2 separate regions of the Homo sapiens genome follow, and region 1 is linked to region 2. A link is a contact called in ENCODE Hi-C data. All regions are on one chromosome and are shown on one strand. Each heading gives the region's core, a stretch centred on a gene start or an enhancer-like site at or near the end of the contact. The rest is flanking DNA. Distances are from core to core; before and after follow the strand shown.

Evidence for each region. A loop is a pair of places that touch in the nucleus more often than their neighbours do. Pooled maps may share reads with other maps.
Region 1: a loop to region 2 is called in a map with no recorded cell type, with 26 times the contacts of the local background. The contact joins two enhancer-like sites. A Hi-C loop is called at or near these places in 3 of 37 single-sample maps with no recorded cell type and 3 of 50 pooled maps.

The regions. Positions count from the first base shown.
Region 1 is chr17:67,649,371-67,652,627 of GRCh38, forward strand. All of the region lies in intron 6 of PITPNC1 (phosphatidylinositol transfer protein cytoplasmic 1), which reads left to right. Among named protein-coding and RNA genes, the nearest start is that of NOL11, 67 kb to the right of the region's middle. RefSeq lists enhancers at 1,230-1,389, 2,070-2,149. Within about 2 kb of position 1,586, at least 3 of the 41 ENCODE cell types and tissues checked have a DNase peak (open chromatin) inside an H3K27ac peak, as active enhancers do.
Region 2 is chr17:65,179,972-65,182,880 of GRCh38, forward strand. The region is part of intron 9 of RGS9 (regulator of G protein signaling 9); the gene reads left to right. Among named protein-coding and RNA genes, the nearest start is that of RGS9, 44 kb to the left of the region's middle. RefSeq lists an enhancer at 1,314-1,363. Within about 2 kb of position 1,405, at least 4 of the 41 ENCODE cell types and tissues checked have a DNase peak (open chromatin) inside an H3K27ac peak, as active enhancers do.

The sequences.
Region 1 (3,257 bases), core at 336-2,835, 2.5 Mb after region 2:
GGAATAGCACGGGGGCATCCCCTTGGGCATTATTGAAAATGCAGGTAATAGTGGGCTACTTTTAGTAGCTTGCTTATGAGAATTCTGGGGTGTTTTCTGTGTCTCCAACCAGTTCAATTCTCCAGCACCAGCTATGTGTCCAACAATTCAATTCAATTAGACACTGTCTATCTGGAGTTAGCATCAGATCCCAGTCCCACAAAGCTGCCCCACTTCTCACTGACAGGCTATAGGCCGGGCACAGTGGCTCATTCCTACAATCCCAGCACTTTGGGAGGCCAAGGCAGGTGGATCACTTGAGGCCAGGAGTTCGAGACTAGCCTGGCCAACAGAGTGAGACTCCATCTCTATTTTTTTTACTAAAAAAAATTTTTTTTTTAATCTGGGGTCTCCACGACTCCTTCCTCAGGCTCAATAATTTGCTAGAAAGGCTCACAGAACTCAGGAAAACATTTACTTAGATTTACCAGTTTATTATCAAGGATATGACTCAGCAGCAGGTAAATGGGAGAGAGGCATCAGGTGAGGTATTGGGGGGTGGGGACTTGGGGCTTCCGTGCCCCCTCTGGGTGTGCCATCCTCCCAGCAGGTCAGTGTGTTTAAGCGTTTATGGAGCTCAATCCCAGCACCCCCTCCCTCCCTAGAGGTCAGTGGATGGGGCTGAAAGTTCTAACCCCCTAATCACCTGGTGTTTCTGGTGACCAGAGCCATCTTGAGGCCATCTAGGGCCCCTCACCTGTGTATGTGATCTGAAGGAGCTTGTTATGCATCCCAAAAGTCACCCCCATCACTCAGGAAATTCCAGGAGTTTTTGGAGCATTGTCTTAGGAAGCAGTGACAAAAACCAAATCTATTTTGTATTACATCACAAGGATGAAATGAGAAAGCGAATCTGAAGTGCCTGACACAGACTCTGGTACGGAGCAAGCACTTGAAAACGTTAGCTCCTAGGGTGATTTTTCCCAGCTTCCTTCCTTGACTTTCCTCTGGCCACCTCTCTTGCAAGTTCTCATTTGCTTTCATCTTCTCCCCAGTTCCTAAAAGGCATCCTGGGGGCTAGAAACCATAGGCTTTTTTTTTTTTTTTTTTTTTTTTTGAGATGGAACCTTGCTCTGTCTCCCAGGCTGGAGTGCAGTGGTGCGATCTCAGCTCACTGCAACCTCTGCCTCTCGGGTTTAAGCGATTCTCCTGCCTCAGCCTCCTGAGTAGCTGGGACTACAGGCATGCGCCACCATGCCTGGCTAAATTTTTTGGATTTTTAGTAGAGACGGGGTTTCACCATGTTGGTCAGGCTGATCTCCAACTCCTGACCTCAAAAGATCCGCCCTCCTTGGCCTCCCAAAGTGTTGGGATTACAGGTGTGAGCCACGGCGCCTGGCCAAAACCATGGACTATTACATTGTTTTGTGTGATGTGCTCAAATTTCTCATTTGCCTCGTCCCTCTTCTTAAAGCAATGAGTTTCAAGTGTTTGTGGCACTGAACTATAACTGAGAAGGGTACAAAACAGAAACATTCCCCTTGCCACAGCTGCCTTTCAGTGCCTTTCTACACATCAGATGCACCTTATGAGTCAAACTCCTTTAAGAGAGTCATTTTGCAGAGAAAAAACACAAACCGCTCAGGGTTTGCGGTGCATTCTAGTGCCAAGAGCAAATGCTTTAAAAATAGCACTTTAGGTATTAACTGCTAACAAAGCAAGAATTGACTGCTTCTGGCATGATTTGCATTTAGGGTTTTGGTTTGTTTTTTTTTAAGTTGATGCATAGCAGTTGACCTTTTAAGTCAAGTTTTAGGTCAGTTCTCCAGCACATTCTGAAAGCTCCTTAGTTTTGTCTCTTTTTTAAAAAACAGCTTTATTGGCTGGGCACAATAGCTCACCACTGTAATCCCAGCACTTTTGGAGGCCAAGGCGGGTGGATCACCTGAGGTCAGGAGCTTGAGACCAGCCTGGCCAACATGGCGAAACCCCATCTCTACTAAAAATACAAAAATCAGCCGGGTGTGCTGGCACGTGCTTGTAATCCCAGCTACTTGGGAGGCTGAGACAGGAGAATTGCTGGAACTTGGGACGTGGTGGTTGCAGTGAGCCGAGATTGCACCATTGCTCTCTAGCCCAGGTGACAGAATGAGACTCCGTCTAAAAAAAAAACCCAAAAAAACAGCTTTATTGAGATATAGATCACATACCATACAATTCAGCCATTTTGAATGTATAGTTCAGTGGATTTTACTATAATCACATGTTTACCTCACCACAATCAAATGTAAAACATTTTCATCACCCCACAAAGAAACCTCATATGTTTTAGCTATCATCTCCCTACCCTCTCCCCTCACCCATCTCCCAAGCCTCAGCAACCACACTGATCTACTTTCTGTCTCCATAGATTTCCCTTTTCTGGGCATTTCATATGAATAGGGTCACTTAATAAGTGGTCTTTGGGGACTAGCTGCTTTGAAAGCTCCTTGGTTTTATGTGTATCCCTCTTAAGATTCAAGTTCAAGGAATCCTACATTAATTCAGGGCTAAACTTTACTTTCATTGGAGGGGAATGAGAATGAGATCTGCAACACCTTGGAGTCTTCAGGAGAAGTTCCAGGATGGAGAGAAAAAAATCTGACATGTGATATGTGTTGTTCATCCATCCCTATTTTAGGGCTGAGGGTTATAGTTACATAATGTAGCAATTCCTGGCTGGAGTTCCTGCTTAGCCTTTTTTCATTTAGCATTTATCAAAAACTTCTCATTTCAATTAACAGGGCAAGCCCCTGTTGGCTATTGCCCTTTGTGGTTCAAATTGAGAGTGTAATTAATCATGGAGACTTCATATCTCAGTGAACGTCAGCTAATAAGATTGCCTCCAAGATGCAAGCTCAGCCCCAGCTGGACCAAGCTCTCCTGTGGGCTTCTCCTTGCACCTTCCAGGTGGGAGACTGATTCTATCCAAAACGAGGACGCAGTTTTACACGGGCTGCTCAAACAAGCCCTTTGCTCTGCCTTGTCCCAGTGCGAGATGGATGAGGCCTGCAGGTGTGGCTGATCCTATAGAGTGGACGCCTTCTAAAGATGTGCCGAAGTCCATCTGGCCCCAGGGAAACAGCCCTGGCACCAGCTCAACCCCCTCGATACAGATGGGCTTTAACTACAAGGGTCCAATTTGCCATCTGCCAAGCCTGGAGAGAATCGGTAGCATCCGGAGCCAGAGATCTCATTGTGGATGAATTTATAAAACCCTGGCTAGAAGAACTTGCAGC
Region 2 (2,909 bases), core at 155-2,654:
GTCTCTCTCTCTCTCTCTTCCCAGCTATCTATCTATCTCCTGTCTGTGCACTCTGGCTGCTGTGGAATAAAGTATTAAGAAGAATAAAGAACTGCAATTCTCATGCATGCAGAGCCCCTTCCAGCCCTCCCCTCAGGCAGCCCCAGCATGCTGTGGTTTATCTGTCTGCAACATTTTCCACTGTCTGCGAGTCCCCTGTGTTCCCGGGTTAATCTGCCCTGAGAGAAGAGGGTTGCCAAGAGCATGAAGCATCTCCATGAAGACCTGGGAGTGCAGAGGCTTTGGATTTTTGTCTCACTTCAGAGAACTCATGGTGCCTGAGCTGGTTTGAAGAGAGGTCATTTTGAGAAGGAATCGATCCTTCTTTCTTTTTTTCTTTTCTATTCTTTTTTTTTGAGACGGAGTCCTGCTCTGTCACCCAGGCAGGAGTGCAGTGGCGTGATCTCGGCTCACTGCAACCTCCGCCTTCCGGGTTGAAGTAACTCCTTGCCTCAGCCTCCAGAGTAGCCGCGATTACAGGTGTGTTCCACCACGCCCAGCTAATTTTTTCATATTTTTAGTACAGACGGAGTTTCTCCATGTTGGCCAGGCTGGTCTTGAACTCCTGACCTCAGGTGATCCGCCCATCTTGGCCTCCCAAAGTGCTGGGATTACAGGCATGAACCACTGCGCCTGGCTATCAATCCTTCTTTTTAAACTTTTATTTTAGGTTCAGGGGTTACATTTCAGGTAAACTGCATGTCACCGGAGTTTGGTATATAGATTATCTTGTCACTCAGGAAATAAGCATAGTACTCATAGGTAGTTTTTCTATCCTCTCCCTCCTCCCACCCTCCACCCTCAAGTAGGCCTGGGTGTCTGTTGTTCCCTTCTTTGTGTCCTTGTGTACTCAATGTTCAGCTCCCACTTATAAGTGAGCCCATGTGGTATTTGGTTTTCTGTTCCTGCGTTAGTTCGCTTAAGACAATGATCTCTAGCTCCATCCATGTTGCTACAAAGAACATGATCTCATTTTTTTATGGCTGCATAGTATTCCATGGTATATATGTACCACATTTTCTTCATCCAGTCTACCAATGATGGGCATTTAGGTTGATCCCATGTCTTTGCTATTGTGAATAGTGCTGCAGTGAACATAGGCATGCATGTGTCTTTATGACGGAATGATTTATATCCCTTTGGGTATATACCTAGTAATGCGATTGCTGGGTCAATGGTAATTCTATTTTAAGTTCTTTGAGAAATCACCACACTGCTTTCTACAATGGCTGAACTAATTTCATTCCCACCAGAAGCATATAAGCTTCCCTTTTCTCCTTGCCAGCATCTGTTATTTTTTGACTTTTTGATAATAGCCATTCTGACTAGTGTGAGATGTTATCTCATTGTGGTTTTGATTTGCATTTCGAGAATGAGTAAATTCTTGAGAAGATGTATCTGTTTTCCCCAAATAGAGGCAAGTAACCGTCAACCATAAGGAGGAAAGTCATTAGGTTGGCAGGTGTCTCGGGCCCTGGGTGGCCCACTCCCACTGGCTAATGGCAGCTGGGAGGGACTGGCCAGGGGCCGGGACCACACTCTAGAAGTGAGTCCTCTTTTAGCTCCAATACCTTGAGGCATACGGAACCCCCAACTCCTGCACCCCAGGAGGTGATGGGGGCAGGGGCCGCTCATGGCAGGATCACTGCCATCATTTAGGGATGAGGGCAGTGTCGGGTGCTGAAGAGACCCTTGACATTGGCCTGAGCCCCAGCTCTGCCACTTCCGGTCCATGTGATCTTGGGCAAGCTCTTTCTTGAGCCACAGTCTCAGTTTCCTCATCTCTAACAGGGGAAGCATGCTAGTTCCTTCATCAGAGGATTAAGCAGGATCACTTATGTGTAGTGTCTAGAATGCTAATCAACACGTAGAGACACTCCACACACAGCTGGTATTATTCTAAATGTTGTCATGCTATGAGAGAGAATTTATGGGACTTGTAGACCTCAGACTCCATGTTAGGGTGCTGTACCTAGCCAATTTCCTCTTCTGCCTTTTCACCTTCTCATACTTCTCCCCTGGTTAGAGGTGGAAGGAGGGGTTACATGCCAATTTCAACCTCTCTGCCTACTCCAATAAGCAGCTGCTCAGAACCTCAGTCTACACTGGCGAGTATACAGATCTTTTGGTAAAAGGCAGAAATATGGCCTCCCAGTATAAAATACTGTGCTCTGCAGAGGTGCTCAGCCTGGAGCCCTCACACACCATATGCTCCCGCCAATAGGGGACAAACTTCTTTCTTCTTGTGGCTTCTGTGTGACCATGCCTAGCTGAGGGAAGGGAAGGGGCTGATGTTTGCTGACAGCTCCCTGCGTGCCAGGCATGGACCTGAGTGCGCCACCCTTTGTAACGGCTCAGCTAAGACTCACTACTGCGTTAGAAGGTAGATGGCCACGTTGACCTCCGTTTCACGGTTGAGAAAGCAGGCCGAGAGAGAGGGTGGCTCCCCCAAGGACACACAGCTGAGAAGTGGTGAAGCCAGGATCTGAACCTCAGCTGATGGCCGCCAGAGCCCACTCCACATCCTGCCTGATGTTTTCTAATGTCCTTATTGTGGCTTTTAGAAGTTTTTCTGCATTTCCTGAAGTCCATTAACAGAGACAATGTCAGTTTCCTTTTTCACATGAAGAAAACAAAATAGAGAGACATAGCCGTTTGCCCAAGGTGACCCAGCCAGGATTCAGTTACGTGTTTCCAGTTCTGTAGCTCATGGGCCTCCCTGATCCAACCGCTGCTCCCCTCTCCACCCCACAAGGCCTACGTCCTGCACCCAGGGCCGGCTTCATGGGCAGGGGGCTTGTACAGCCGCCCAAGACCCCACCCTCAGAAGGACCCTTGTTTGATTTAATGTTCTGTTACCATCTCAGAAT